2 separate regions of the Homo sapiens genome follow, and region 1 is linked to region 2. A link is an interaction called in ENCODE POLR2A ChIA-PET data of the cell type or tissue named here. Cell type or tissue: CD4-positive, alpha-beta T cell. All regions are shown on one strand. Each heading gives the region's core, and the rest is flanking DNA. Links, peaks and the distances in the headings are about the cores only. Region 1 overlaps METTL8 (methyltransferase 8, tRNA N3-cytidine). Region 2 overlaps TLK1 (tousled like kinase 1).

Region 1 (16,351 bases), core at 12,921-15,420, 240 kb before region 2:
GGACCCTTTTAGCTCTTAAATTATGTTGTTTATAATTTTGAAATTTCCTGTCTGATCACCAATTTGCATTTATGCTGAAATTGTATTTGTAAATACATTAAAAATAAGGTGTCCTTTCTTTTATTTGTTTATTTATTAATTTTTGAGACAGGGTCTCACTCTGTCTCACTGCTCCAGGCTCTTTTTTTTTTTTTTTTTTTTTTTGAGACAACTCACTCTGTTGCCCAGGCTGGAGTGCAATGGCGTGTTCTCTGCTCACTGCAAATTTCTCCTCCCGGGTTCAAGCATTTCTCCTGCCTCAGCCTCCTGAGGAGCCGCGATTACAGGTGTCTGCCACCACACCCAGCTAATTTTTATTTTTTTAGTAGAGATGGAGTTTCAACATGTTGGCCAGGCTGGTCTTGAACTCCTTACCTCAAGTGTCCATCTGCCTCATCCTCCCAAAGTGCTGGGATTACAGGTATGAGCCACCGTGCCCAGCCCTCATTCTTTTTTTTTTTTTTTGAGACAGAGTTTCACTCTTGTTGCCCAGGCTGGAGCACAATGGTGCAATCTCACCTCACTGCAACCTCCACCTCCCAGGTTCAAGCAATTCTCCTGCCTCAGCCTCCTGAGTAGCTGGAATTACAGGCACCTGCCACCACCTCCGGCTAACTTTTTGTATTTTTAGTAGAGATGGGGTTTCACTATGTTGGCCAGGCTGGTCTCGAACTCCTGACCTCGTGATCCACCCGCTTCAGCCTCCCAAAGTGCTGGGATTACAGGCATGAGCCACCGCGCCTGGACCTTTCTTTAAGATAATAAAAAACCACACAGCTTATTGGTAACAATGTGATTGTTAAGATAAAATTAGAAAGTTGTTTGCAGTGATTATATTTCTCACAAAAATTGGCTAAACTATTAAGATAAAAGCAGATTCACAGGGGTAGGACTAAATATCCCACATTTTGACACATTTTGAGAGAATTAAAGCTCTGTAGTTTCAACCTTTTATCAGATAGATTAAAATATTATAATATTAAAGTTATTCATTTGTAAATATAATTGTTATAAATGATAATGTATATGTTTAACAATTATCAAGACAGTAGCTAATAGTAAATATAATTCGTAGTAAAATAAATCTTTCTTTTTCCTCTTTATTTTAGTTAAGTATGAGAGAGAAGCTAGTAAATACTGGGACACATTTTACAAGATTCATAAGAATAAGTTTTTCAAGGATCGTAATTGGCTGTTGAGGGAATTTCCTGAAATTCTTCCAGTTGATCAAAAACCTGAAGAGAAGGCGAGAGAATCATCATGGGATCATGTAAAAACTAGTGCTACAAATCGTTTCTCAAGAATGCACTGTCCTACTGTGCCTGATGAAAAAAATCATTATGAGAAAAGTTCTGGTTCTTCAGAAGGTCAAAGCAAAACAGAATCTGATTTTTCCAACCTAGACTCTGAAAAACACAAAAAAGGACCTATGGAGACTGGATTGTTTCCTGGTAGCAATGCCACTTTCAGGATACTAGAGGTATTGTGCTCAAGGGACAAAAATGGGAGGTGACAAATAATTTGAAAATGTACATTCTGTATTATTTTATTAAAAATCCAGATTTTTTTTGGTGGAAAACTATCAAATGTAAATAAGCATTCAGTGTACTTCTGTGCATAAATAATATCTAAGGGACTCATGTCTTTAATCAGTCAAGTTTTAAGTTTGTGGTTTAAATCTGGTTTTGCTGGTTTTTAAAAAAAAAAAAATTGTCTGTTTTCATTTTAATCTGAGGGCAGTTTTAAGTACCAATGAAGCTTTGGCCTTAATTTTTACTCTCTTTGTTATTACCCCTTTTTAGATGAAATAGAAATAAGTGAGATATATAATTTGCTATAATCTGGTGTAGACCTTGGTTTTCTATTTTTAAAACTAAACCCTGTCTTTCTTATTTTAAAGGCAATGTATATTGATTATAGAAAATTTGCTAACAAGGAGATAATTTATCACCAATCCTACAAACAAAGGATTTCACCACTGTTAACATTTTAGTGACCTTTTTCTTCTTTTTTTTTTTTTTTTGAGACAGACTTTTGTTCTTGTTGCCCGGGCTAGAGTATAGTGGCGCCATCTCAGCTCACTGCAGCTTCTGCCTCCCGGGTTCAAGCAATTCTCCTGCCTCAGTCTCCTGAGTAGCTGGGATTACAGGCGCCTGCCACCACACCCAGCTAATTTTTTTGTATTTTTAGTAGAGACAGGGTTTCGCCACGTTGGCCAGGCTGGTTTTGAACTCCTGGCCTCAGGTGATCCGCCCGCCTCAGCCTCCTAAAGTGCTGGGATTACAGGCATGAGCCACTGTGCCTGGCTGACCTTTTTCTTCTTTTATTACTGTACATGTATTCTAAGTTTTGTTTGTTTCTATTTAACATGGCATCATAAGCAGTTTTCACTATCTTTAAAAATTCTCTGTAAATATTTTGATGGCTACAAAATATTTTACTATGTGGAGTACTATAATTTTACTTATCTATTTTCACACTACTGGGCATTTTAATTGTTTTCAGATTTTCTGAAGCAAACATTTTGGGTATAGCCTTTACCTGCATTTTCTTTTATTGTTTTAGGTTAGATTTTCTAGTTCATAATTTATGAAGATTTTTAATACTTTTAAAACATATTGCCCACTTGCTTTCTAAGAAGTTGTACTAATACCATTCCATGACAGTGTATGTCTGTTTCATCACACCCTCATTGATTGAAGTATTATTTTAATGTTTTCCACTTTGTTAGACAAAAATTGTACCTTGTTTTAATATGCGTTTCTTTGATGACTAAGTAGGTCACATACTTCAAATGTTTAGAATCATTTGTACTTCTTTTTTGTTCTGTCCATTTATTTTCTCTGCTTATCTGTTTTTTTTTTTTTCCTAATGAGCCTTGCCCTTTATCATATTCATTGCAGTTTTCTTCACAGCGTATTGGTTATTTTTAAATTTGGTTTATTTTGGGTTTTGGTGTGTAAAAAATTTAAATGTTTCCATAGTCAGATTTCTTAGTGTTTATTCCTGTGATTTATTTCATTGCTTTTGAGTTTAGAAAATTATCCTGTGCCCAGAGATCCAGTAAGTCTAATTGTTTTTTTCTTTAATAGGAGATCTGACATTGGTGACAAAAATTTAACCTTGCTTTTTTTGATATTTGCTTGTTCTTTTGATTTTAGGTTGGTTGTGGAGCTGGAAATAGTGTGTTTCCAATTTTGAACACTTTGGAGTGAGTTTTAAGAGTTTTCTTTCTACAGAATTTTACATATTTATGGAATGTTGAGAAATTCTGGGAAAATATTGTCACGTGTATGCCAGTAGTGTTTCTAATTCTTATATGAACAATGGCTCAAGCAAATTTCAAAAGAAATGTCTTAATCTCAATGTCTACTTTCATGTGAACTGGGAATTACTCTGAAAATAGTGTTTCGTAGCCATGGGTTGTCCATCATTGTTTTGAAGTAATTTTTTAAGCTTATGTGTATATGGATGAGAGAATAAGAAAAGAGGAAGCAGACTGGGCATGGTGGCTCATGCCTTTAATCACAGCACTTTGGGTGGCTGAGGCGGGTGGATCGCTTGAGGTCAGGAGTTCAAGACCAGCCTGACCAACATGGTGAAACACCACCTCTACTAAAAATACAAAATTAGCCAGGCATGGTGGCGCATGCCTGTAATCCCAGCTACTTGGGAAGCTGAGGCAGGAGAATCTGCTTGAACCAGGAGGCAGAGTTTGCAGTGACCCGACTGCGCCATTGCACTCCAGTCTAGGCAACAAGTGCAAAACTCAGTCTCAAAAAAAAAAAAAAAAAAAAAAAGAGGAAGTGATTTCATCCTTCCACTGAGCTGTGAACTGCTAAACTTCAGAGATTATTTACTCTCCCTAGATACTTAGATGTCATTTTACACATAGACAATTGAATGTAAAGCTTACAACTTAAGCCTCATTTTGTCATCCCTTCTGAAGCAACACCCTATGTAAGATGTTTGCATGCCAAATCATTGTGTCTAGGCTTAAAATTGTTTGGAGGTAGCAGCAACTAATCCTAAGACTCAAAAAAGCCGATCCTGGCTAACACGGTGAAACCTCGTCTCTACTAAAAATACAAAAAATTAGCCAGGCGTGGTGGCGGGCGCCTGTAGTCCCAGCTACTCGGGAGGCTGAGGCAGGAGAATGGCGTGAACCCGGGAGGCCGAGCTTGCAGTGAGCCGAGATCTCGCTACTGCATTCCAGCCTGGGCGACAGAGTGAGACTCCGTCTAAAAAAAAAAAAAAAAAAAAAAAAGCAGTCGGGCGTGGTGGCTCATGCCTGTAATCCCAGCACTTTGGGAGGCCAAGGCGGGCAAATCACGAGATCAGGAGTTCGAGACCAGCCTGGCCAACATAGTGAAACCCCATCTCTACTAAAAATACAAAAAATTAGCTGGGTGTGGTGGCGGGCGCCTGTAATCCCAGCTACTCGGGAGGCCGAGACAGGAGAATTGCTTGAACCCAGGAGGTGGAGGTTGCAGTGAGCTGAGATGCGCCACTGCACTCCAGCCCAGGCAACAGTGCGAAACTTTGTCTCAAAAAAAAAAAAAGCAGAGTTTGACTACAGGGACAGAGATTTGCTCCAGGCTCACCCTTCCTGTTCACCATTTCACCTGTGTCTTTTACTTTTTCCATGATGAACACACAAAACTCTTCAAACACCTTTTATCTATGGCCAATCTGCCAAGCTCTATTCTTTTTTAAGTTTACACATTTTTTTTAAGTTCACATTATTTTTCCATTATAAAATCAGCATTAGCACGTTGCAGAACATTTCCATTAGAGGAAAAGGAGAGGGAGGGAATCACTCATCATCCTAACATAGCCACTGACAAAATTTTTGTTTTAATTCCTTTCAGTCTTTATGCATATTTTTAAATGATGTGATCTTTTAAACTTTTTATTATTAAAATGTAAAAGCATCTGGGGCCTGGTGCGGTGGCTCACACCTGTAATCCCAGCACTTTGGGAGGACGAGGCAGGCAGATCACTTGAGGTCAGGAGTTTGAGACCAGCCTGGCCAACATGGTGAAACCCTGTCTCTACTAAAAATACAAAAATTAGCTGAGTGTGGTGGTGCACAATTGTAATCCTAGCTACTCGGGAGGCTGAGGCAGGAGAATTGCTTGAACCCAGGAGGTGGAGGTTGCAGTGAGCTGAGATCGCACTACTGCACTCCAGCCTGGGTGACAGAGCAAGAGACTCTGTCTCAAAAAAAATTTTTTTAATTAAAAAACATTCAGAAAAGCAAAGAGTACAGTGAATTTCCATATGCCTAACACCTCAATTCAACAATTACCAATATAATGCCAACATCATGATACTTTATCCTTGATTATTCAGGATATATCTCCCAAAACTCAGTATACTCTCTAATATTATTATAAACCTAACATAATGAATAGTGAGTAGTTTCCTACTATCATTTAATAACCAGTTAATGTGGCCAGGCCTGGGTGATGCTGGTAAATTTACAGTTCTGAATGTCCTTTCTGTTTGTGTCTTTGTTAGTTTTGTTTTCCTTTTTCTAGTTTCTGGGCTGAAATTTCAAACTTGCTTATGTCACATAGCCATATTCCTTTACCCCAGTGGTCTCTGAGCTTATAATACACGTAAATACACTACATTGGCAGTTGATTGTGTGTTACTTTATGACTGATCTCAAGGTATTATTTAGCATGTCATTTATTTATGCCTTGTCTCTCCGACCACTTTTTATATTCCTTAAGGTAGAGGGCATATTTTATCCTAATCTGATTTCCCAGGTTGCCTAACAGTACAGCTTAGTTGGAGCTCAATACATATTGCCTGATTAATATCTCTCATTCCCCCACTTGCTAGTTGTATTTTTCACCTCTGCTTCTCCCTTCAGCTTATAATTGCAAGCTCTTGGTTCCTCACTCCCTAACTCTTTCTTCTTAGCTCTGTCTTTCTTTGCCTCATACCTATGTTTTAGAAATTACTGTAGCTCAATAACCTCAGATAATTAATTCATCTTTTAAAGGCAACCAGTGATTAGCCTTCCAAAGGAATTATTAGACTTTTTTTTTCTGCTTAAGAAATTATGTTTTACTACTTTTAGAGAGTGTAGGATTAATGTTTTACATTTTCAGAATATTTTACCATAATTAGACCTCTGAAATGGAGAGGTCATATCATTCTCCAAGGATCATTTAATTCATAGACCCCTGCCAAGAGAGTGCTTGGTGGTGTGGTGGTAGTAGTGATATTTACACCTGTTTGCTGGGAGAAGAGCCAAGGTAGTCAGCTGATTTTACAGAAAGGTTCTGGAAAGTCACTGGGTGGTCACAAGACATCACCTTGGGCTGCTGATACAGTGGGAATTCCATCTTAGAGGTCATGCTGCCACCGTGGCAGGACACATGGCATATGGCACATGCTTTCCTTTAGCTCGTAGACTGTTCTATATCTTATGGGTATGTGGTAACTACTGCCCAAAGGTAGACTGCAGACCTTTTATAATGAGCTAGACATACCAGTGTCCAGAAAAGCATTTTGAACTATATGGAAGTTTTTTGGTTTTTGTTTTGTTTTGTTTTGTTTTGTTTTGTTTTGTTTTAGAGGACTATGTTAGTTTTTAAGCTCCTGGAAGGCAAAAACAATCTCCTTTAATAATAATAGTGATGATAATAATAGCAACAACAATTATAATAATGACTAACATTTATTGAGTGCTTACTCTGAATCAGGCACCTTTCTGGAAACTTTAGCTATAAGAATCCATTCACTTCAAACAACCATCTTAGATGCCATGTTTATCTCTTTTTTTAAAGATGAGGGAATTGAATTAAAGAAGAGATTAAGCAACTAGCCCAAGGTCATGCAACTATGTAGTAAAGCTGAGACTCAAACCTTAGGCAGTCTTGTTCCAAAGCCCCTGCCCTTAACCATTAGCCACATAGTGCTGAGTGTTTACTGAGAACATTTCAAATACATTTCAAACACCCAGCAAATTACAAGTCACAATTATATGGATTTAATCAGAAAAAAACAGGGGAACATGCTGAAGTAAAGTGCTATTTTTATGTTTGACAGATGAGAAAAGACCAAGCAGTATGAGTTTTAACTTTGATTCAGTACTGGTTAGCTTTTCATAACAAAATCCTATTAATCATACTTTAACTTATTTGGATAGATCTTAAATTGAATGCAAATCCCTAGTGCCATAGAATGAGTGAATTATATGTTATCATAGTTATTCATCAATGAGTTGCCTTTAAGAATATAATCTGAGGCCAGGTGCGGTGGCTCACTCCTGTAATCCCAGCACTTTGGGAGTCCAAGGTGGGTGGATCACCTGAGGTCAGGAGTTCAAGACCAGCCTTACCAACATGGTGAAACCCTGTCTCTACTAAAAATACAAAATTAGCCGGCCGTGGTAGCACATGCCTGTAATCCCAGCTACTTGGGAGGCTGAGGCAGGAGAATTGCTTGAACCCAGGAGGCGGAGACTGCAGTGAGCCGAGATTGCACCATTGCACTCCAGCCTGGGCAACAAGAGCGAAACTCTGGGGTCTCAAAAAAAAAAAAGAAAAGAAAAAAAAAGAGTATAACCTGCACCTGGGTCAGATTTTGCTAAATGCATATTTATTTAGCTAAATAAATTCCATATTTATTTAGAGGTTCACCTTGCTTGGAATGCTTCTTGAGTCAGATTAGAAGTCTTAATGATATGCTTCAAGGCCCACCTTTTTATCCTGCCATATACCAGTTTGGGCTCTCAGGATTAGTGCTACTTCTCATCCCTGGCATGTGACTCCCACTTCTAAACTCTTCAACCATTTCCCCTTCTCCTCACTTAACAATACATCCTCCTCCTTCAGAAATTTTAAGACTTATACCTCAGGGTGCTGACCCTCTTGACACCCCTGTAGAAGTTGTATAAAACCAATTATGTCCCCAACTAGACTATAAAACCCATGAGAGCCAGGACCATCCTTACTGTTTAATGACATGCTGACCTCTTTCTGTAGTTCAGACATGGTACTAAGCAACATGATGCAAGGATTATTTGATACCAGCATACACAGTATAATCAAGAGGAGTATTAGTCTACAAATTTCAGAGTATATGGCTGCCTTAAGTAACCATGGTCCAGCCATCATTACTGAATTTCAGATAAAGGCCAAACAGAACATATTTAAGTTAAGAAGAGTCCAATTAAAAATCATACCACCTATTGGCCAGGCACAGTGGCATACATCTGTATGTAGTTCCAGCTACTCGGGAGATTGAGGCGGGAGAATCACTTGAGCCCCAGAGGTCGAGGCTGTAGTGACCCGTGATTGTGCCACTATACTCCAGCCTGGGTGACAGAGCGAGACCCTGTCTCAAAAAAAAAGCTGAGGGGCGGGGGTGGAAATAACTTATTAACAAGTCAGACCTACAGTTTCCTTTCTTCTCTAGTTTGAGTATTTCTAGACTCCAGATATAAATATTTCTTCTGGCCGAGCACAGTGGCTCACACCTATAATCCTGACAGTTTGAGAGGCTGAGGCAGGAGGATCATTTGAGAACAATAGTTCAAGACCAGCCTGGGCAACATAGTGAGACCCCATCTCTACAAAAAAATCTAAAATTAGCTGGGCATGGTGAGGCACATCTGTAGTCCTAGCTACTCAGAAGGCTGAGGAAGCAAGATCGCTAGAGTCCAGGAGCTCAAGGTTATAGTGAGCTATGGTCACGTTACTACACTCCAACCTGGGCAACAGCGCAAGACCCTGTCTCCAAAAAAATAAATAAATATTTCTTCCATCTTCATAGGAACTCTCCGGAGTCCTTTCTGTATTGTTGTGATTTTGCTTCTGGAGCTGTGGAGCTCGTAAAGGTATGCTACTCCTGGGAATCATACCAACTGATGCCTAAGGTATTACCCCAGAACAATAAAAGTTGTTTTGATTTTAAGATCACTAGAGGCAGGGCGTGGTGGCTCACACCTGTAATCCCAGCACTTTGGGAGGCCAAGGTGGGTGGATCACCTGGGGTCAGGAGTTTGAGACCAGCCTGGCCAACATGGTGAAACCCTGTCTCTACTAAAAATAAAAAAATTAGCTGGCTGTGGTAGCACGTGCCTGTAGTTCCAGCTATTTGGGAGGCTGAGGCACGAGAATCGCTTGTACCTGGGAGGTGGAGGTTGCGGTGTGCCAAGATCGTGCCACAGCACTCCAGCCTGGGTGACAGAGCAGACTGTCTCAAAAAAAAAAAAAGATGAAAGGCCAACAGCGCCAGGCATGGTGGCTCACGCCTGTAATCCCAGCACTTTGGGAGGCCGAGGCAGGCGGATCACAAGGTCAGGAGATCGAGACCATCTTGGCCAACATGGTGAAACCCCGTCTCTACTAAAAATACAAAAATTAGCTGGGCATGGTGGTGGGTGCCTGTAATCCCAGCTACTTGGGAGGCTGAGGCAGGAGAATGGCTTGAACCCAGGAGGCGGAGGTTGCAGTGAGCCAAGATTGCGCCACTGCACTCCATGCTGGTGACAGAGCAAGACTGTGTCTCAAAAAGAAAGAAAGAAAGGCCAACAACACACAAGAAATGACCAGAAAGGGTACTGACCTACAAAATTTAGAATGTATGCCTGCCCATGAATAATCGTAGTCCAAACAGAACCTCTTTAAGTTCAGAAACAGCAACCCAGAGCAGGCCTCTAACAACACTGTCTACTAACTCAGAAAGCCTACCCTCCTCTACTTTTAAAGTTAAAGAGGGATTGCGAAGGATATTTGTTATCAAGGCCAAGAGCTAGCCTTAATTTTTTTAGGGCAGCTTGAAATAAGCTAACAATACTGAATTGGAAAAAAGTGTTCAGACTGACAGAGGAAAGGCTTTTGGGAGAAAAGGTTAAAAATTTGACCTTTTTATTTAAAAAAAAAAAAATCCCGGAAGTCTACTAAGTCCTCTTTTTGCTTTCTGTTCCTTTATCATGACAGTCACACTCGTCCTACAGAGCAACCCAGTGTTTTGCCTTTGTTCATGATGTATGTGATGATGGCTTACCTTACCCTTTTCCAGATGGGATCCTGGATGTCATTCTCCTTGTCTTTGTGCTCTCTTCTATTCATCCTGACAGGTAAATGAAGACGAAAGGGCAAAGTGGATGTGTAAAGCTCCTTTATCAGTAGTGGTTTTCAGAACTATCAAAGCAAAAATGACAATTTTTGAATTTATTATTTAGTGAGCAACATTATGTATAATACACAGCCTTTTAAAGGCAGTTTTTCCTTTCTTCGTACTTTTAGACAGAAACTGGTCAGACTACTTCATTAATGAGCTTTCTGTCACTGTCAGAATGAAGTGAGCATATTCTGGCAAGACACATACCTATTAAAAGTGACAGTGCTTCAAGGAAATTACAAATTCAGAACAACCTAATAGACTCCCAAGAGGGAAATTGTACTTGGTGATCAGAAACAAACATCTTTAGTGTAGTGTCTTCCTGAATGTTCATGAAGAGGTGGGCTTGGGATCTGTTTGGCTTCACACAGGCCTGTTGATGGGCTTTAAAAATTTTGTTCTAAAGAAGCACACTAGGGAATCAGGAGTTATTAAGATTTGCCAGATTATCCTTGGACCTTTATGATCTAAGGTTAGCCTGATGCCATCATTTAAATATTTATGACTTAGTTTCATACAGTGTTTTAAAACTATAAACATAGCTTTTCTCCAGAGAGAAAACATAAAGAGATATTACCAGCAATTAGAATGATTACCTTTCTTAAATCTTGCCATCTTCTATGTATTAAAGGGTACATATGGTAAGTACCAGGTCTGTGCTTTCATAAGGTTTCTTAAAATTGGGTTCTCACAGTTCCCTGGTGGAAGATACAGACTTGGCGTCAACCACTTTTTGTTTGATGAGTGTGACCCTTTTCCATAGAAACTGAGTTACCATGTGCTTATTTCTTTGCAATTAAAAGGCCACTAGGACCCTTTACAGTTCTTTTACTTCCCATTCAGAAATGAGCACTTTGATTACTTGTAGAAGAACAAATTCCATTTCCAAATAAATCTGAAATAAGATACTTTAGCACCTAGTGAGGTATGTCAGGTTTTATGAAGCTACTGTTTCCTCCCAGTTTCTATAACCTATTTCTTTCTGCTAATCTGTTTAGACTGTAGGCATTGTTCAGGTACTAATAGAAAGTTGTCATCTATGTGTTTGGTTTCCTTATATGAACAGTTAAAAGGATGGAGAGGTGGATAGAGAACAAGATTCCCCATTGACACCCATAACAAGAAACATCTAAATTCTACATATAACCACAAAAAGACTATTTGAAATTAGTTCAGATAATGTATTTTCTCATGATTTGAATTGAATGTTATAGAGAAGAGAAAGGCCAGGTGCAGTGGTTCACACCTGTAATCCCAGCACTTTGGGAAGCCGAGGTGGGTGGATCACCTGAGGTCAGGAGTTCCAGACCAGCCTGGTCAACATGGTGAAACCTCGTTTCTACTGTGAAACCTCTGCCTCCTGTAGCCAGGCATGGTGGTGGGCGCCTATAATCCCAGCTCCTTGGGAGGCTGAGGCAGGAGAGTCGTTTGAACTCAGGAGGCAGAGGTTGCAGTGTGCCGAGATTGCACCACTGCACTCCAGCCTGGGCGACAAAGCAAGACCTTGTCTCAAAAAAAAAATAAAAGGCTGGGCGCTGTGGCTCACGCCTATAATCCCAGCACTTTGGGATGCCAAGGCGGGTGGATCACCTGAGGTCAGGAGTTCAAGACCAGCCTGGCCAACATGGTGAAACCCCATCTCTACCAAAAATACAAAATCACCTGGCTGTGGTGGCACACACCTGTAGTCCCAGCTACTTGGGAGGCTGAGACAGGAGAATTGCTTAAAACTGGAAGGCAGAGGCTGCAGTGTGTGGAGATCATGCCACTGCACTCCAGCCTGGGCAAGACAGAGACTCCGTCTCAAAAAAATAAATAAATGATAAAAATACAAAAATTAGCTGGGCGTGGTACTGCATGCCTGTAATCCCAGCTACTCTGGAGGCTGAGGCAGGAGAATCACTGGAACCCAGGAGACGGAGGTTGCAGTGACCCAAGATCACGCCACTGTACTCTAGCCTGGGTGACAGTGAGTAAGACCCTGTCTCAAAAAAAGAAAAAACTAAAACCAAGGCAATGTCTATAGTGTCACTTAGGACTATAGTAGTAGATTCAACCCCAGAAAAGTTCTAGAAAAGTAGCATCTTGGTAGCTTGGAAAATTCAGGCATAAGCAAATGGCAAGCAATTTGGCTAGACCTTGAGTCTGGAGGACCCAGCTTAAATGGGAATAAATTGTAGGTGGCTACAAAAGAAGAGCGAATTGTCCTTCTTGTCACTGAAATGAAAATACAAAATATTACAGAGCCAAGCATAAAGCAGGCAGTCAATACATTTTTTATCTCTTCCTTCTCCTCTCCCTCTATCCAGAGATAAGTGAAGACAGCAGAGTTGGCCCAAGTAGGATGAAGAAAGAAAAGGGGCTTCATACCATTCCTGTCTTGTCCATCTCACCCCCAGCCCACTCCCACCTGCAGTTCTCAGGAATTGGCTCGGGAACTGCACTATGAACCAAGATGAGATGAGCAAGAAAAGTAGCTCCCGTTCCTTGCCTTTATCCTCAACCCCAGACATTAAAGGATAGCTGAGAGGAAAGAATTTGCAGGAGGAGGTGGCTACATTTTAAAGTGTTCGATTGTTTATTTTTCTGCATTTTAGTTTCATACTTGTTTTACTAATAATTACAGAAAGATTTTGCTATGTACGTAAAATATTTATATTGAAAGTGAATATTTTAAGGTTTAGATATGATTTTCTTTCATTCGCAAAGCCTATGATATAAGCACAGTATGAAAATAACCTGTAATAAAATAAACAAAAAATACGTTTCTTTTTTCTTTTATGTCCTTATGTGCTAGTTTTTTTAAAAGGACTTTTCACCTAATCATGCCACCTCCTTTTGTCCTACTTCTTTCTTGTTTTATAGTTGCTTTCATTTTCTCAGTATCTGCTTCCTTCATAACATGACATAATCTGAGTTTTACCTTACTATTCCACTGAACAGTGTTTTAATTGAAAGGAATTTACAGATTATCTGATTCAAACTTTTCATTTTTTTCAAATAAGAAAACCTCAGCAGCTTTAAGTAGCTTAGATAAGGCAGAGACAAGGACTTAGCACACAAGCTGCCATTTACCATTCTCTGCCCATGGCAGACATTGATAATCGATTTTGTACTCGGTAACTCGCAATGAGCTTTATGAGTCCTTCTCAGAGCTCTGTAGGCAGCCGATGCTGTCACTCAGAATTAATATGAGATCTGAAATCTATGCCATCCCTGGCCCATAATCACACATAAAGCCATGAACACTTAGCCAAAAACACTAAATCAAGAGCAGCTATAAGGGATTGTATTTGACTGGAAGCCAAATAAGTAGAATAAACAGTAAAGGAGAAAAGCAAAGGCTCCCTGCTGTTGAACTAGGGCTTGGAATGTGAATAAAATTTAAATAGGCAGACAGTAAGGAGGAGAGAATTCTTTGAGGAAAAACCATGTGAGCAAAGGCAGAGGCTGCTCAGGGCCAAGCATGACAGTTTGGCTAGGGGAGCTGCTTCAGATTGGAAAGCTGTTGGTAAGATTAATTGGGGTCAGTAGTAGGAGATCTTAAGAGCTCAACTAAGAAATTGAAATTTTATCCTATGGATTAAAATCATGAAAGTTTTTGAGCAAGGAGATGATTTGACAAAATTATCATTTTAAGCAGAATTATTCATCGATAACATGCAGGAAGGATTGACAGGGAGAATAATACAGCGTGTTAGGAAGCAGATTTGTTTCCAGGCCTAAGGAGATAGGGGTTGGTACTAAGGGAGTACAAATGGGAAACAAAAAAGACAGGAAATATCAAAGATGTCATTAAAAATAAAAATTAAAGAGGACATAGAATTTTATGGCCACATGGAGAGGACAGTGGAAGAAAAATAATTTCTCTTTCATGAGGTAAATGGTGGTACCTCCGAACTAAATAAAGAAAAGGAGAATGAGCTCGTTTTGGAGGAAAGATATTCCCTCTTTAGATATGTACAACTTGGGATGGCTTTGGCATATTTTTTATCTTGCAAGGAAAATGAAGCACACTCCATTGTTGTCTATCTCAGAACTACCTTAATTTTCTGTAAGTACCAGGAAACATCTGTGGTTTTGAAGTTTAGCTTTGACATCATACGTCAAGCTCTGTGAAGTTACCACTCTGATCATTTGGGTGATTTCTTGATACTCTAGGACTTTTGAATCTAGTCATTTAGCAAGTTGGTTTTGGTTTTTTCTTCTTTACAAAATATTTTTATTTTTGTTACCCTTATGTTTATGGTTTAGATTTCTTTGGCCTTATCAAGCTTTTCTTATTTTGTCTTCAACAAAGTTAAATCCAGCATATAAAACAAGATTTCTACAAACTGGGTATCTTTTTAATACTTTGTTTCCAAAGGATGCAAGGTGTTGTAAACCGACTGTCCAAGTTACTGAAACCTGGGGGAATGCTGTTATTTCGAGACTATGGAAGATATGATAAGACTCAGCTTCGTTTTAAAAAGGGTAATAGTATATTCAGTTTGAGGTTATTTTTAAATGTTCTAAAGAATGCCTTGTTTATATTTCACATCAAAGTATTTAGTTGTTTTTTTTTAAAGGAATACCCTTAAGAGTTTCTCTTTTCACAATTTTTTTCAGGACATTGTTTATCTGAAAATTTTTATGTTCGAGGAGATGGTACCAGAGCATATTTCTTTACAAAAGGTATGCTAATCTACAAAAGGAAATAATTGGTCATAATCGTTCTTGTTAGTTATTATCTCATTGATTATAGCTCAGAAGCTATGAAACTGAGGCTTCAGTCATTGATTAAGCATTAGATGTCTTCATACTTTGATGCTTATTACTGGTCTACATAAAAGGTTGAAAATGGCCGTTTACTGTTTAATCTTTTTCCAGTTAAACTGCTTTAAAGTCTCTTGTTTTACCCTCATACCCAGATGAAGGTGAAGGCTGTTCCATTTTGGAGATATTGTTAGCCTAGATATGAAAAAAATTGATGATAGCCACAGCCAAAGGAGGACATTTGATAAGTTTATAGAAAATTACTTATCTTGGCCTGTCACAGGGGTGCTCACCTGTAATCCCATCACTTTGGGAGATGAAGGTGAGAAGATTGCTTGAAGCCAGGAATTTGAGACCAGCCTAGAAAACAAAATGAGACTCTGTCTCTACAAAACAATTTTTTTTTAATTAGCTGGTCTGGTGGTGCATACCTGTAGTCCTAGCTACTTGGGAGGCTAAGGTGGAAGGATCACTTGAGCTGGGGCAGATGAGGCTACAGTGAGCTATGATTGGACCACTGTGCTCCAGCCTGGGCAGCAGAGTGAATCTTATGTCTAAAAAAACAATACATTTTCAAAATAGAAAGAAGGAAAATTACTTATCTCTAGCTGATTTCTCTTTTTTTTTTTTTTTTTTTTGAGACAGAGTCTCACTCTGTTGCCTAGGCTGGAGTGCAGTGGCACAATCTCAGCTCACTGCCATCTCCACCTCGCCGGTTCAAACGATTCTCCCACCTCAGCCTCCCAAGTAGCTGGGATTACAGCCTCCCAAGTAGCTGAGATTACCTACCTCCACGCCTAGGTAATTTTTGTATTTTTATTAGAGAAGGGGTTTCACCATTTGACCAGGCTGGTCTCAAACTCCTGACCTCAAGTGATTCACCCTGGCCAGGCTGGTCTTGAACTCCTGACCTCAGGTGATTTGCCTGCTTCAGCCTCCAAAAGTGCTGGGATTACAGGCGTGAGCCACCATGCCCAACCAATTTCACATTTTTAAAAATGCATTTCTAACAGTACCAAGTGAATGCTGCATTCAAGGATTTCCCCAAATTTATGTGAGTACTTTTATAATCTGCCGTTTTGGGTTTCTGTAAACCAACAAAAACTCAGAAAGGGAGCACCTTTCAAAATATTGAAAGCTGCAACCAATAGTTTTATATATCTGTTGATGTCTGCCGTGTTAGTCTGTAAACAGGTGTATTTTTATATGCATGGTGTATTTTTGTGAAATAGAAGAAACTCGCTTGGTTTCACAGGTTTCCTTCACCAAATTGTTCTAGAGAGTGTTTCTTGTATAAATGAAATTTAGATGGTCAGTTATTCCATCAGTGTTCTACTCCTGACCTCCCCCATCTCTAGTCACATGTCATATCTTTTATTGCCATTTTTGTCTCACAGGGGAAGTCCAC
Region 2 (16,351 bases), core at 7,420-9,919:
TTGTAGTAATTTGAGTCTTCCTTCTTTTGGTCTTGGTAGGACTTGCTAAAGATTTGTCAATTTTGTTTTCAAGGATCCAACTTTTGGTTTCATTGTTTTTTTTTCTATTGTTTTTCTATTCTCTATTTCATTTGTTTCTGCTGTGATATATATTTTCCCCCCTGCTTGCTTTGGTTTTAGTTTGGTTTTCTTTTTTCTAGTGTTTTTTGGGTGGACGGTTGGGTTATGATTCAAGATCTCTTTTTAAATGTAAACATTTACAGTTACAGTTTTCCCTGTAAGCACTGCTTTAACTTTATCTCATATGTTTTGATATGCAGTGTTTTTGTTTTCATTCATCTCAAAGTTTTTTTCTAATTTCCTTTGAGATTTATCCTTTGACCTATTGGTTATTTAGGAGTGTGTTGTTTAATTTCTGCATGTTTGTGATTTATAACAAATCTTTATGGCAGTCATACATAAACCTGTATCTGCTACCCTCTTCTCCCCCTTTAGAAAATTTAGTTTGAGGCCAGGCGCAGTGGCTCACACCTGTAATCCCAGCATTTTGGGAGGCTGAGGTGGGCAGATCACCTGAGGTCAGGAGTTCGAGACCAGCCTGACCAACATGGTGAAACCCTGTCTCTACTAAAAATACAAAATTAGCCAGGCATGGTGGCGCATGCCTGTAATCGCAGCTACTCGGGAGGCTGAGGCAGGAGAATCGCTTGAACCTGGGAGGTGGAGGTTGCAGTGAGCCGAGATCACGCCATTGCACTCCAGCCTGGGCAACAAGAGCAAAACTCTGTCTCGGAAAAAAAGAAAATTTAGTTTGAGGGTATTGCTTGCCCTTACAGTGTCGATCTTTTAAGCATTCTTGAATACATGCTGCCATGTTTTGAGTTTGCATGTCTGAAAATGTCTTTCTTTTGCTTTCTCGTAGTATCTCAGTAGTTTATAGATACTATTTTTGATGTCTTCTAGGTTTTAATTTTTCTTCAGCTCAGGGAAGTTTTCTTTTTAATATTTGATTTTTTTTCTTAATTTGTTTCCTCCCTTCTGAAAACGAGTTATTTTCATAGTAGATCCCCTAGATATGTCCTTTGTATCTGTTGTTTTAACTCATGATTTTAATTTCTTCATATTTTGATGTTAACGGGATGATTCTACTTCATTTTCTAGACTACTAATTTCATTTCTAGCAGTGCTTCTGCCCCTACTCTTTACTGAATTTAGATTTTTGCAATTGCGTTTCACTGTCAACTCTTTTATTTCTAATTATATTTACTTTAAAATTCAAATAATATACTTATAAAAGACCTATTTCTGCTCTGACCGTAATTTCTCCTCTAGTTGAGCCACCTATTCTGTGTTTGACTAGGGCTCTCCCTTGCAAGGTAATTAGGCTCCTTAAATTACCTGTAAGATTTTCTTGCCACAGCATCCATTCTGGTTAGGCTGGTGATCTTCTGAGTAGTGATAGATTGGTTGGTGGTGAGGTTTACAGGTGTTCCCTTCTCTTACTCCTGGTGTTGGCTACAATCAGGTGGCGTCTAGAGCAGCATGGGACAGGTGGGTAAGGGGAGTCTTCTCATTATGCAGAAGTGATCAACTTAAATCTCTGTCAGATCTACCTTTATGTAGCCCTACAGACATTCTTCCCCATAGATTTGACCAGAAAAGCAGGCCTGATCTTACTTACCTATTCTAACTTATTGATTCTCCTAGCCTTCTTAACAGTGGCATTAAGAAGGTGTTGCTTGGAATTTTTTTTTTTTAATGGTTTCACATAGTTTTTAAGTTGAAGTTCAAATTACCTGACATTTTTCGGATTCCTACCTTACCACTGTAGCCCAGTTTCATGCCCCACTTTCCATCTTTTCTTCACATTGTACTTTGAACAGCCTATTTGTGGTTCCCTAAATGGATATGGTTTTTCACATCTTTCCTTTGAACATACAGTTCACTTTGTTTCAGATGCCCATATGCCCTTTCTTTTCATCAGATGCATCACTCTTTGAATGTCAAGGTCAGATCAGGTATCACTTTAAGGATGTTTCTCTGATTACCTCATTCCATCTAATTGCCCAAATCCAAATCTGGTGGACCTCCTGTGTCCCTCTTCAACACCTGTGTGTACCTAGACAAAATTTTTCCCATCACATTTTAATTATTTGTTTCTTACTAGCCTACTAAGCTCTTGAAGACAAAGGACTGTGTGGCATATTTTAATGGTCTCAGCACTTAGCTCTGTGTCTACTCTTTAGTTATGTCCTCAATTTTGGGGGAATGAAATCCTTTTATTATAAGAAATCAAAACAGTGTATCCTGATTCAGAAACTTTGGAGACTTAGGCAGTAGGAGGCTAATTTTGAGACTGGCATATATTTTTAAGAGTACTGGGGGAAAATTTTGAATTGCATTTAGAGTTTACATGGAGTCATGTGGTCCTTCTGGACTTGCTTTAATATTATGTTCTTAGCACTGCCCAGTATCAGCAAGCTCTTTGGAACTGAAAATAAGGCCAGTGTCTGTTTATTTTACTAATTTTCCTAACTTCTAACCTGTTAACATCACGTAAAAAAAAATGTACCCATCTAGTTGCTTCATTTCCTTAGCATATACTTTAAAGTACTCATGTGTAAGGTTCCATTTAGTGTCCTTGGTTTGTAGACAGAGGACAAAATCCTTGCCCTCAGATGCTTTTAGTCTGTTCTAGTAGTAACCACAGCAGAGCAAGCATAGTTTGGTAACTTCCAGGTGGACATATTCATCATTTTGTCCATGGGGGTAGGAGGGTGGTCTTAACAGTTTGCAGGTTTAACCCACATTTCAAAAAACATGTTAAAATATGAAGTGTTCTAATTAAATCTATTGGCACAGTAAATAGATATTTTGGGATATTAGTGAACTAAAGAGATATTTGGGGAGATGGCAGCTACAAGCTAAAATCTGAACACTTTGATTAATATTTAGAATTAATTGACAACTACAGAGAGCCAGTAGTGGTGGTGCTGATAAGAATGTGGATGGTAACCAAAACTTAGTCTGTCTTACAGTTTTGCCTACAGCTGGTCATAGTGAAAATATGTAGTGTGAAAGTGAATGTCATTGATGGACAAGTCTTCTTTAAGACATTTGACTTCGTTTTCTACTTTTGTCCACTCCAGATTTTTTGCCAAAACAATATGGATTTTTTTTCTTTGGCAGAAATAAACCCCAGCTCTCTAGCTACCTTGAGCAAAGAAGGGAAGTTATTGATCGAATATCAGTCAATTCACAGAATGATTTGGAAGCCTGGAAGACCAGAGTTGCACAGGAACCAGGGCAACCTTGGGTGATGAAGCAACAGAAACTGCTCATCCTTTTGATTGTGGGATCTCCAGTGGATTAAAAAAAAAAAGACGGCCGGGCGCAGTGGCTCATGCCTGTAATCCCAGCACTTTGGGAGGCTGAGGCTGGCGGATCACGAGGTCAGGAGATTGAGACCACGGTGAAACCCTGTCTCTACTAAAAATACAAAAAATTAGCCGGGCGCGGTGGCAGGCGCCTGTAGTCCCAGCTACTCGGGAGGCTGAGATAGGAGAACGGCATGGACCCAGGAGGCGGAGCTTGCAGTTAGCCGAGATCATGCCACTGCACTCCAGCCTGGGAGACAGAGTGAGACTCCGTCTAAACAACAACAACAACAACAACAACAACAACAACAACAACAACAACAAAGACACCCCCCCGCCATCCCATGCTTATTATATCATTCCTTTGAGATTCAAACTTCTGGGGAAGAGAGTTGATTAATTTTCCCCTTTGTTTCTCGATTATAGGTATGGGTAAAGATTATGTATGGGAGAAGGACCCTCCTTAGAATTTCTCTAGTTGCTGGGCAGGTTGATTTCCAGTCCTACCAAAAATACAAGGACAGGATGGTTTTCTAAAAAGAAACTATGTTGCTGTCATGAAATTGGAATGGAGGTTGAATACCTAAAATGGGAAATGTTTACTGTGTTCTGAATCATAAGACTTGACTTTCAAATCCCAAATTTAAGACAGTTAATGCTTTTTAGGGATGCAAGGAATGTTTATACTAGATTATGTCTGGTTAGATGGGGGCATCTATTGTTGAAATATAATATTCCCTCTTAACCCATATAGCTCCTCTCAAGCATTGAACTCAAGCACTGATTTTTGTGATTTTCGTATGTCTGTAGCAGAGGTCGGCAAACTTTTTCTGTAAAGTGCCAGGTAACTAAATATCTGTAGGTCATGTGGTCTCTATCAAAACTACTCAACTGTGCCATTTTAGTACTAAAGCAGACATATACCATATGTAATGAAATGAGTATGGCTTTGTTCCAGTAAAACTTTATATAAAAACCAGGCAGAGGGCCATAGTTTGCTGATCCCCTATCTTATAGCAACTCTGTCTAATAGAAGTTTCTGATATGATGGCCATCTTTTGTATCTGTATGGCCTAATAGTAGCCACTGGCCACATGTGGCTACTGAGGATTTAAAATATGGCTAGTGCGACTGAGGAAATTAATTTTCAATTTAATTTTAATAGTTTCTTAGTAAAAAACTATTGTGTCTGCTAGTTTAAATATTGTTCTTTTTACTAAACTTTTGGCAACATTACCAATAAAAAGCCTTATAAAGTGGAGTTATAGTGGAGCTAGGAAAGATATTTTTATTGATAGAGAATGAATTCTGGTATAAAAAGCATTAAGAATAAATGAGTGCTTATCTATGGGGAAATATTACCAGCTTTAGTCTCCAAAGAATTAATACTGAAATTTAACCTTTTTAAATACATGATTTTAGAAAGTGAATACCTAGGAAAATCCCAAGGATTTGATGACTTTGTAGCAAAAAACCGTTCAAATAAATAGCATAGGCGATAAGTAGTTCTCTTCCTCACTACATTTAGAATAATGCACAAATCATAAGTACACTCAATGAATGTTCACAAACTGAACACAGTGATGTAAGCAGCACTCATATCAAGAAATAAAGATTATCCCCATAACATGATTATGATCTAGAGAAAAATCACAAGGAATCTAAAAATAATTAAAACTAATAAGTAAATTAGTTAAGGTCATTGATTATAAATCATATATTAAAACCAGTTATATTTTCTGCATATCAACAACAAATAAGTAGAAAGTAGAAAATGAAGTTTTAGAAAGGTACCATATACAGTATTAAAAATTGTTAATATAAATATGTTATTAAATCTTTATAATAAAAATATAAGTTGAAATAAATCTTACAAAAGATACTCAAGACATCTTCACTGAAAACTGTAAAACAGTGAAATCAGAAAAGGCCTTAGTAAATGAGATGCAATATTCAAATATTGGAAGACTCAATGTTATAAAGCTATCAGTTCTTACTAAATCGATTTGTAGCTTCAGTGCAATACCAATTAAAATCCCAGCAGGATTTTGGGGAGGGTGGAAAGTAACAAGCTGATTCCAAAATTATATAAAAATGTAAAGACCAAGAATGGTCTAGGCAGCCTTAAAGGACAATAACAGAGCTGGGAGAATTATACTACTAGATATCAAGAATATTTTGTGGTATTATTGATAAAATTAAACCAGGCACGGTGGCTTGTGCCCGTAATCCCAGCTACTTAAGAGGTTGAACGGGAGGATCACGTGAGCCCAGGAGTTCGAGGGTGCAGTGAGCTATGATCATGCCACTGCACTGCACTCCAGCCTGAGTGACAGAGCAAGACCTGGTCTCTTAAAAAATAAAGAGAAAGTTAGTTATTAAGTCAGTCTGATATTGACATGGATAGAAAAATAGACCAATGAAAGAGAATAAAGTCCAGCAGTAGACCCATCTGTAAATAGTAACTTGATCTATGACAAAGGTGATATTGCAGTGCAGTGGGAAAGAGTTGATCGTTAAAATAGATGTGCTGTATCAATTGGATATCTATAAGGGAAAATAAATAACTCTTCACTTTGAACTCTTATCATGATAGAAAAATCAATTTCAAGTAAATTGTAGATTTAAATGGGAAAGGTAAAGCAATAAAACTTTAATAAAATGAATAGACTGTCTTCATTACCTTAGATTGGCAGAGATTTCATAAATAGGTTCCAAAAGGCAGTAGCCAAGAAGAAAAACATTTGATAAATGTAACTACGTTGAAATGACACAGTAAGGTGTGAAAAGGCAAACCATAGATTCATGTCCTGAATATGGAAAGAATTCCTACAAATCAAGAAGGAAAAGACACACAATTCATGTTCATAATTTCAAAGCCAGGCCAAATGTGGTGTCTCACTCCTGTAATCCCAGCACTTTGGGAGGCCAGGAGTTCGAGATCAGCCTGGCCAACATGGCGAAACCTTGTCTCTACCAAAAATACAAAAAGTAGCCGGGCATGGTGGCACATGTCTGTAATCCCAGCTACTCAGAAGGCTGAGGCAGAATCACTTGAGCCCGGAAAGTGGAGTTTGCAGTGAGCCAAGATCATCATAGGATCAGGGAGACTTTTGTGTCTGTCCTGTGTTTGAGCTATTTCATGTATCCCATATCTTCTCTTTCTTGCTTTATTTCTTTGTTTTTGGTGGAGCAGATTCTCTGGTTGCTTCTTGAGGAAAGATATATGGGTAGTGAAATTTTTGAGACCTTGCATATTTTCCTCCTCCCACTTTGTTTTTAGTGTATCTGACGGGTAGAATTCTAGGTTGGAAATCATTTTCTCAGAATTTTGAAGGCATTGTTCCATTGTCTTCTAGCTTCCAGTGTTACTGTTGCACACTCCAATGCCATTCTGATTCCTGATTCTTTGTAAATACTCTATTTGTTCTTCCCTCGAAGCTTTTATTTAGGAGCTTGTGTTTGTCTCTAGAATTTGAAATTATTTATTCTGATGTATCTTGGTTTGGTTTTCTTTAAGCCATTGTGCTTGATTTTTTAAAAATGTGTCTTTCCAATCCAGAAACATGCTTTCCAGTTCTGGAAGAATTTTTTGAGTGATATTGGACTTTGTTCATATCTGTGCATTAGGCACTTAAACACTTACTGGAAACTGTGTAACTGGGCAGGGTTTACTGACTGATGGATGGGTTTTGTTTTTTGGGGTGTTTTTGATACAGGGTCTCAGTCGCTCAGGGTGGAGCGCAGTGGCACTGTCACAGCTCACTGCAGCCTCTATCTCCTGGGCTCAAGTGATCCTCCTACCTTAGCCTCCTGAGTAGCTGGGACTGCTGGTACATGCTACCACATCTGGCTAATTTTTTTTTTCCTCTGTAGGGACAGGGTTTCACCATGTTGCCCAGGCTGGTCTCAAACTCCTGGGCTCAAGCCATCCGTCTACTTCAGCCCCCCAAAGTGCTGGGATTATAGGTGTGAGCCACCATACCCAGCCATGGATGGGTTTTGCAGTAGGATGATCTAGTTAAGTCATTTCTCTGAGGGACTTATAGAATCTCCCAGAGAGAGATTTTTATCATCTCATACCTGTGGAGTAAAAGCTTGGCTGCTAACTTTTTAGAATTGAGAACAAGAAAGGGCCTAAGGGTCTCTTTAGTGTAGACTTTCTACTTAACCTTCTCTGTTTTCTCAGCTGTGCCTTATGCATCTTAGTACAGAGTTCTCCTAGCTCACTATTTCCAGAGTGAAGTTGGCCTCCAGCATTTATGATGACAAGTCAACTGTTACTTTTATCCTTTTTTGTTCTCATGTGTACTTTCTCCAGCTGCTTTCAAGATTGTTTTCTTTATCTTTGGTTTTTCAGCAGTTTGACTATGATGTGCGTAGGTGTGGTTTTCTTTGTAGTTATCCTGCTTGGGAGATTGAGTGAACTTCAATCTGTAAATTAATGTCTTTGCCAAATTTTGGGATTTTTCTGGCTGTCATTTTTTCAAATATTTTTTTCTGCATATTTTTCTCATTTTATGACCCCAGTTACATGTATCTTAGACTGCTTCATGGTGTCCAACAGACACTATTTTTCAATATTTTTTTCTCTGTTCTTTAGTTTGAGTAATTTCTCTTGACCTATCTTCAGTACTCTTTTTCCATTCTTCTGTTAAGCCCATTCAGTAAGTTTTCTATTTTAGAGAGTGAAATTTTCAGTTGTAGAATTTACGTTCAGCTCTTTTTACGGTTTTTATTTGTCTGCTGAAATTTCCAATCTTGTCGTTTGAGCTACTTATATTAGCTGCTTTATGTTATTTATTTGCTGATTCCAAATCTGTGTTACTTCATGATTAGTATCTATTGATTGTCTTTCCTCTTGAGTATGGGTCACTTTTTCTTGTTTCTTCATATGATTACAAATTTTTATTGTATCCTCCACGCTGTGAATGACACATTACAGTGACTTTGGAGACTGTTTTTTGTTTGTTTTTCTTTGTTTTAGGAGGCAGTTAACTTGGCTAGACTGAAATTTAAGCTATGTCTCCCTGCAGAGGGCAGCACTGACATCCCTGCTAGTTGTTTTAGTCTTATCTAGGCTGCTTATCGTCTGCTCCGTTTTTGCATAGATCACTGACCAGCCAAAGAAGTAGGCAGAGTTAATATGCAGAATTTGGGACTCTCCCTTTGTGGATCTTTATTTTCCAGCGTATCCCTCCTTACTTTGCAGCCTCTTTGGAAGCTTGAAACTCTTGTTTTTCAAGCCAGTAAGACTAAAGATTTTGATCTGGGTTTCAACTGCTGTTTGTGCAGCTCTGATCTCCGGGACCTTCCCCTCAGCAAAAGCTGTAAAAACAGGAAACCTACCCAGATCTATTCCCTTCTTCTCCTCTTCTTTTTTTTTCTGTTTTTTTTTTTTGTTTGTTTTTTTTGAGACGGAGTCTTGCTCTGTTGCCCAGGCTGGCATATAGTGGTGCGATCTCTGCTCACTTTAACCTCTGTCTCCCAGATTCAAGCATTTCTCCTGCCTCAGACTCTCTAGTAGCTGGGATTACAGGCATGCGCCATGACGCCTGGCTGTTTTTTGTATTTTTAGTAGAGACGGGGTTTCACTATGTTGGCCAGGCTGGTTTTGAACTTGTGACCTCAAGAAGTCTGCCTGTCTAGGCCTCCCAAAGTGCTGGGATTACAGGCGCGAGCCACTGCACCCAGCCTCTGTTCCCTTCTTCTAAGTGTTGTCTTGTACTTAGATTCTGCCTACTTTTGGTTCAGGTAGTGGCTTTTTTAAATCCTTTTTTTCCAGGATTTATATATAGTTATCTGTAGAAAATAAGGTATTCTGTTTTTACTGGTGGTGGAATCTTATTCATCTACCTACCTACTTATATTTTTATTGTTTGTTTTAAAAGATAAAAATATTTCATGAATTTTTATTGATATTTCCTATTCAAACTCAGGATTATAAGGTTTTTTTCATATGCATCTTTATACTGTGAATTATGAAATTCGAAGATACGAAGCAGAGGATAGAATTGGATATCCCTTAATTATTTTACTTTATTCTGTATTTCACACACATAGCTGTCTCAAAATAACATTAGCACAGTGAACAAAGTGGGTACTGAAAACAATTATTTTGTGTATGCTTTCCATCCCCTAGTTTTAAAAATACTGTACTATTAACTTTGCATGCATTTAGTCATTAAATATTATATCCTCTCCCTTGTCATTATCATTTAATCTTGATCAACAATAAGTCATATTATTGCTTGCCTTCAGTTCTTAGACTGGTAAACTATTCATTTTGGTTGTCTTAAGCTTGTTCTGTAGTAGATTCTTTAGGAAGGGCTCATGGGAGCAGGGTTCCCTAATTGCTTGCATTTTTGGTAACCGTTTATCTATGCTTTCCATGTGTTTAAAATGGATTTTACTGAATATAAAACACTTTGCTTTTATTTTCTTTCCTTGAATAGCTTATGTCACTCCATTTTTGTCTGGCATAAAGTGTTTGCCTTTGATGTTCGCTTTCTGGGTTGTTATTCCTAGGTGTGCATGGTGCTCTGTCAGTAGTTTCAATTTTTTTAATTGAACATTTAAAAAACAACAACTGACAACAAGAGACTGACAACTGAAAATGTCAGAGACATTTTTTTTTCTTTTTTTTTTTGAGATGGAGTTTTGTTCTTGTTGCCCAGGCTGGAGTGCAATGGTGTGATCTTGGCTCGCTGCAACCTCTGCCTCCCAGATTCAAGTGATTCTCCTGCCTCAGCCTCCCAAGTATCTGGGAATTACAGGTGTGCACCATCACGCCTGGCTAATTTTGTATTTTTAGTAGAGACAGGGTTTCACCATGTTGGTCAGGCTGGTCTCGAACTCCTGACCTCAGGTGATCTGCCCGCCTCCGCCTCCCAAAGTGCTGGGATTACAGGCATGAGCCACTGTGCCCAGCCATCAGAGACATTTTCTTGAATTACAGTTTTTACTATTTTCTGGCTTTAGTAGTTTTTAGGGTCTTCTGTTATCTGTATATTGATCTTTGTTGCTTCATCATCAGCTGTAGCTTACTCTCAAATACTTTTCATCTCTTCATTTCTTTTGATTTCAAAAATGTCCCTGTTTTTTGCCTTCTGGTTATCTTAAAGCATTATCTACTGTATATATTTGCTCTTGGGTTCATTCAGATATACTTTTTATTTCTGAAACTTTTATTTTTAATGCTTTCTTGAGTTCTGTTACCTTATTTCCGAGTTTTTTGAAATCTGATTTATATAGTTGTTTCATGTCTTGAGTCCTTTTTGTAATATCTCTTAGTTCATTTTAAAATAGTAGGTTACAATTTTTACCTATTTTGTGGATGTGTGTTCCTGGTATGCTTTTATTATCTGGATGTTATTCTGTATCTTACTTTATTTTTTCTTATACCTTTATGACCTGCATAATTTTCTTTTGCCTACTTTCATGTGAAATTGGATTTCCTGAACACTTAAATGGTTGGTGTGGTTCAGGATGGCTTTTCTTACAGGGCTTTCTCTACTGCTGTTTTTAGGCACGCTTCAAAACTGTGGCATTTGCTTTCTGAGATTGCTAGGCTGTGTTCCCTCCCTTCTTTATCTGAATATTCTCTTTCCATTATTGTAATTGTACCTATATAGTACTCAATTTTCATTCCACACCCAGTAATTTGTACTCATTGTACCACCCTGTTATGTAAAGATCCGTTTCAAGGATTCGTGGAGGCTAGACTGCTCTCACTTTTTAAATGTAACCGTGGACTCCTCCCACTTAGTCACTAATTGAAAGTGCAAAACCCTTCTGTACTTAAGTTAACCTAGCTTCTGTACCTAACTTGTTGGCTGTTTTAGGTGTCTTTTGTTCTCGGTTATCAGACATCTGTTTCTTTCTGTTTCCTCCCATATTGATAATGATACCATACATTATCTATGGTTGTTGTTGACTTGTTTCCATCTGATGTTTTGAGGGGGATTCATGGAGATTCTTGTCACCTAGTTTTGTTGTAAATACAGTCTGTGGGTTTTTGGTTTACTATTTAGTTTTATACATTTTTTTGGTGGGTATTTACAGATGCTCAAACACTTTGCCACTGCCCTTATTGTCCCAGAATCTTTCTAATGTATTACTTCTTAATTGCTGCTGTTTCAAATTTGATAATCTTGCCATAATTAGATTATAACTTATTCCAAGTACTACTTGAATTGTAATTAGTTCAAGCGCTATCCTTTGTTGACAGCAGCTTTTACAGTATCCAGCATAGTACTGGGCATGTATGCAATGGCTCAGAGTTGTCACTTTGGAAATTAATCTAATTTCAATTATATAATTATAGTCTAACTGGCAACCTGTTAATAGTAGGATTAGCAGCCACTCCTGTTACAAGTGAGGTGAAACATGAGGATATCAATTGGCTTGCCTGTATGTAATGTTAATTCTTGCATCATCTTTGACATATATGCCATAATCTGTCAGCCACCTGGTCTAAGCATTTCTGGAAGACTATGATCTGATGTACTGATGGTACAAAAAAGTGCACAAGATAATAAGTATCATAGAAGCGTATTGGAAACAAAGCAGACATCATCCTACAGAATGTTAGCTCTTTCTTTGTTACAGTTCAAAAATATTGTCAAGGAAATGGAGAAATTCTTGAGCAAAGCAATTAATTAAAATGGTCGAGATGGTCAAAGATGTTTTTGAAGAGATAGAGTTAAAACAAATTTTAAAAAAAAGAAAAACAGGACAGTTTGTTAATACAGAGAAAGGCAAAGAGGTGTGTTTCAGACATGATGGAATTTGATAATTGTGAAGGGACCTGAAGAGCCCAAATAATACTTTCAGCCAAAGGTAGCATTAGTTTTTAATACATTGAGTAATAATTTTAGGGATCTTGTCATCCTAACAATGGCCCAGTTCCTTTGCTTTTGAACTGGGATTTAAAAAACCAGCTAATAGAAGTCAGTTCCTAAAACACAGCAGAACTTTATTGACTTGATAAAACTTTTCAAAGTATATAGTGTTAAGAATTTAGTATTTCTTATTTTTACCTCATTTGGCTTCCTTGTTTTAAGGAATTATACTTTATTTATTTATGAAGATAGATTATCTACTTTGTAATATGTTTGTTTAAAATTATTCCCGCTGCTTTAAAAAAATTACTCCTAATTTTTACCTTTTAAAAAATCTTTAACAGGCCTCAACAAATAACGAAAGCTCTAATCACAGTTTTGGAAGCTTGGGATCTTTAAGTGACAAAGAATCAGAGGTAAGTAATTTCATTTTAAATATGGTGCTATTAAAGTAAAAGCTGGAATCACCGTTTTAATTAGTATTTTGTTTCTTCATCAGTTCTTTTGCTAAAGGTTAATGCTTTTAAAGTTTCTTATAGGAATGTTTTGTTCTGCCTTATGAAGCACAACATTCAGATTGAAGACTGCATTTGGCATTAGAAAGAAAATATAATTTCTTTGGTTATGTAGCTGAACTTGTAAATGAATGATATGTATATATTCTTACTGGAGACAGTTATTAGCCATTCATAGTTCTGTGAGAGGAAGGAGGTTCTTAAGTATGTTGGGTTTCCCAGTTTTCTATTATTTCTCTTTATTCTTTCCTTTTAGTTTGATCCTTAGTAAGAGTTTGTGTACTTTCTGAGATACACATTTTTTCCCTCTTTTTAGAATTTCTTATGGAATCATGCTGCTGGTTTTCATTTTTCGTATTTTAAAAAATCTGAAGAATTCCCTCCCCTCTTAATCCCTCCCCCTTTTACCCACTTACTGATCCCACCAAGAAAATATCTGGGATTTTACAAGCAGGCATTTGGATCCATGGTATAATTTACCCTGAGCATGATATACTTGATGACATCTTTTAAAAATGGGTAGACAGGAAGTTCCGTGAGTTTTAGCATTCATTTGTTGATGTTACAGCTTGACTCTTGTGGGTATAGCCTTTTCTCTCCTTGGATGATAACAGGTCTGTCACTTGTGTGTGTGTGTGTGTGTGTGTGTGTATTTTTCCCGTCAGTCTTATTTCTACTTGATCCATTTTTGTCTTTTTTCTACTTGATTAGTATAGACTTTTTTCTACTTGGTTAGTATAGACCTATCAACTTGATAATACCAGTAGTTCATTAGCACTCAGAAACTCTTAGGCATTTTGTTTCACTGTTCAGAGGAAAGGGAACTTCAAAGGTGGCATCTTTTTAGCTCTGTGTTATTGAAAGCATCTAGAAATCTCTAGGTAGACAGTTTCGTGCAGTTCTGTGCAGGCACCCTGACACTACAAAGGAGTATGGCATAGGGCTCTCACTCATCAGGCTTTCCCTTCCACAGAAACAACTGGCAGGCAGCTGAAAGGACTGTGCAAGTGACGGGACTTTATCTGCAGTAGGTTCCCTTGAGGTAAGCGTTAGTAGCCCCTGTAGCATCAGATTATCAGTTTAGTTTTTAAAAAATTAACATACTTATACTAAGCCTTTGAAAATTGTAGGTTTAGCTCTAGTCAAAGTTTTTTAAAAAGTGTATCAAGAATGTTCTCACTTTATATTTCCTGGACTTTGGAACATTTCTTGATATTTTCCCAGAATTGGGAATATTTAGTAATTTCACCTGCCTCCTGTTTCATAGACATTTGTGTTATGAAGAGCAATAAAATAATGTTAGATATTTCTCTTTTCTGTTCACTAAATATGATATTTTTGATAGATTTTTTAAAAAAGCAAAACATGGTGAAAGTTAGATCACTTATCACAGTTATACATTCTTTATAGGTACCCATATTCCAAATATAAGTTATAGATTTAATATTTGGATTTTTTCAGAGGAATTAGTCTATAAGAGAATTCAGCTTCCCTTTAAAGATCCCAAGGATCACTTTTGGCTATATTTTTAGTTAAAACATGTTTTTGTTTCTTAAAAGACCATACTGGCATTTGAAATGAAACACAATTTGGTTAATCATTGGATATACTTAGCTTTATCTGTATTGAAGTTTTGACATTTGGGGCAGCAGTAGAAAATCTTGAAAAATCTTTTGGGCCATGTACGGGGGCTCACGCTTGTAATCCCAGCATGTTGGGAGGCCTAGGCAGGATTGCTTGAGACCAGGAGTTCGAGACCAGCCTGGGCAACATGGCAAAGCCCCATTTCTACAAGAAACACAAAAAGTTAGCTGGGTATGGTGCCACGTGGCTGTAGTCCCATCTACTCGAGAGGCTGAGGTGGGACAGTAACTTGAGCCAAGGAAGTCGAAGCTGCAATGAGCCATGATTGTGCCACTGCACTCCAGCCTGGGCAACAGAGTGAGACCCTGTCTTAAGAAAAAAAAAAAAAGAAAAATCTTTTGACTTTTGCTGTTCTGCATTCTCTGTCTTGGAGTTTTACAAATTAATGGTTAAGTCTAGTGGCACAGAAATGACTACAGATTATACATTGTCCTTAAGATTCAAAGAAATAATTACTATTACCATTATTATTATTATTATTATTATTATTATTTTAGTGTATCTTTCCATTTAAGGAGTTGCTTATCTGGAAAATGATTCCCAGGTTTTATCTGTATAGTTGATAATTAATGAATTCCTTTGGGGTGAAATTTTATATATATCAAAATACAGATATTTATAGATCATTAAGTAAACATGAGAAGAAACAGTTGCAGGATAGAAGTACTTTTGTTTTTCCTAGTACTCCTAGTAGTAAAGTTTATGAAGTATTTCATTGTCTTCTGATGTCACTATTCTTTTGGTAATCCATTCTCCAATTTACTACAGTTGTTAAAATAGTAGTTTTTGGTTTTGGGAGCAAATAGTACTGGAAGGTTTATTACTTTTTTTTTTTTTTTTTGAGATGGAGTCTCACTCTTTTGCCCGGGCTGGAGTGTAGTGGTGCGATCTCGTCTCACTGCAAACTCCGCCTCCCAGGTTCAAGCAATTTTCCTGCCTCAACCTCCTGAATAGCTGGGATTATAGGCGTAAGCCACCGTGCCCAGACAGTTTATTACTTTTTTTTTAAAAAAAATTGCTTTCTCCTACCACCCTTACCCCACCCTGGATTCCTGAAATTTATATCCATATTTTAATATAATTAATATGCATACCCTATTGTAGTTCACCAGTTGGACATTTTCTGTTGAATCCCTCTTAGGATTTGTGATGGTTTTAACTCACCACAATCCCTTTTCTGTACTTCGTTTTCTCCTACCCAGTACTCTTTTTCAGACATCCAGAATCCTCTTGTTTTCTTCTACCCTTACTATTAAAACTGGAAAGCATCCAATTGTCATTGTTAAGTTGATTAATCTACTTCAAGTGAAATTTTTATTTCAGTTTGTATGCGGTTTATTTTATATATGAATCTTTTTTTCTAAATGTGGAATTAAATAGAATGAAAAAGTTTTTCCTCTCGTAAATAAAAGAAGATGGTAGGTAAGAAGGTATTGTTTTGATTTTGTTTTATTTTACATCACTCCTGGTCCATTCAGCAGGCTCCAAAAAATTCAGGATATTTTCAGTAAACATTTATTGCATATCTATTAACTTTTAGTCTCTGCCCAATCACAGAGAATATAAAGATGAATAGGATACAATCCCTGCCTTCAAATGAAATCAGTGTTTAGTAGAACAAACATTTAGACAGTCTGCCTCATGACAGTGTAGGCTGTGCTGTAACAGATAGAAGCACAAGATGCTATGGAAGCAAAGCGCAAGAAACCACCAATTCCATTTGCCTGTAGGGGAAAGGAAGCAAAGAGGTCTTCCTTCAAAGAAGAGATGATAGTCGAGTTTTTAAGAGAGGCTGTGAATTCATCCCATAAGACAGAGTGAAGTATGAAAAGAAGGTATACAGAGGGACTAGGATATGTGTTTGCTTTTATGTGGGAGTATGACAAGTCGTTTGGTTTAAGAGAGGACAGTGATTCTCAGCCACTACTGCTCTTTAGATCTCCGGAAAAGCTTTAAAAAATACCCAGCTGCT

What was found. ChIA-PET counts read pairs that join two places held together with the same protein. Peaks named below come from ENCODE experiments on the same cell type or tissue, not always from the same donor. Only the 100,000 strongest peaks of a DNase experiment are listed, where the experiment ranks them.
Region 1: POLR2A ChIA-PET joins it to region 2 with 11 read pairs; 3 of 35 experiments call an interaction of 5 or more read pairs at or near these places.

What each region holds. Positions count from the first base shown.
Region 1 is chr2:171,324,352-171,340,702 of GRCh38, reverse strand. It overlaps METTL8 (methyltransferase 8, tRNA N3-cytidine), which reads left to right. Exons shown (of 10, transcript NM_001321154.2): 4 at 1,149-1,519; 5 at 3,201-3,250; 6 at 8,836-8,899; 7 at 10,005-10,144; 8 at 14,555-14,661; 9 at 14,797-14,862; 10 at 16,341-16,351. Among named protein-coding and RNA genes, the nearest start is that of METTL8, 100 kb to the left of the region's middle. RefSeq lists a silencer at 3,805-3,864 and enhancers at 13,349-13,873, 14,368-14,417, 16,249-16,348. In CD4-positive, alpha-beta T cell, for the core only: no CTCF peak of the experiment used is centred there; a DNase peak (open chromatin) is centred at 14,282; H3K4me3 peaks cover 1,145 bases; H3K27ac peaks cover 1,030 bases.
Region 2 is chr2:171,079,066-171,095,416 of GRCh38, reverse strand. It overlaps TLK1 (tousled like kinase 1), which reads left to right. Exons shown (of 21, transcript NM_012290.5): 3 at 12,565-12,636. Among named protein-coding and RNA genes, the nearest start is that of TLK1, 74 kb to the left of the region's middle. In CD4-positive, alpha-beta T cell, for the core only: CTCF peaks have their summits at 8,202 and 8,402 (motif pointing right); DNase peaks (open chromatin) are centred at 7,706, 8,426 and 8,956; H3K4me3 peaks cover 635 bases; H3K27ac peaks cover 1,387 bases.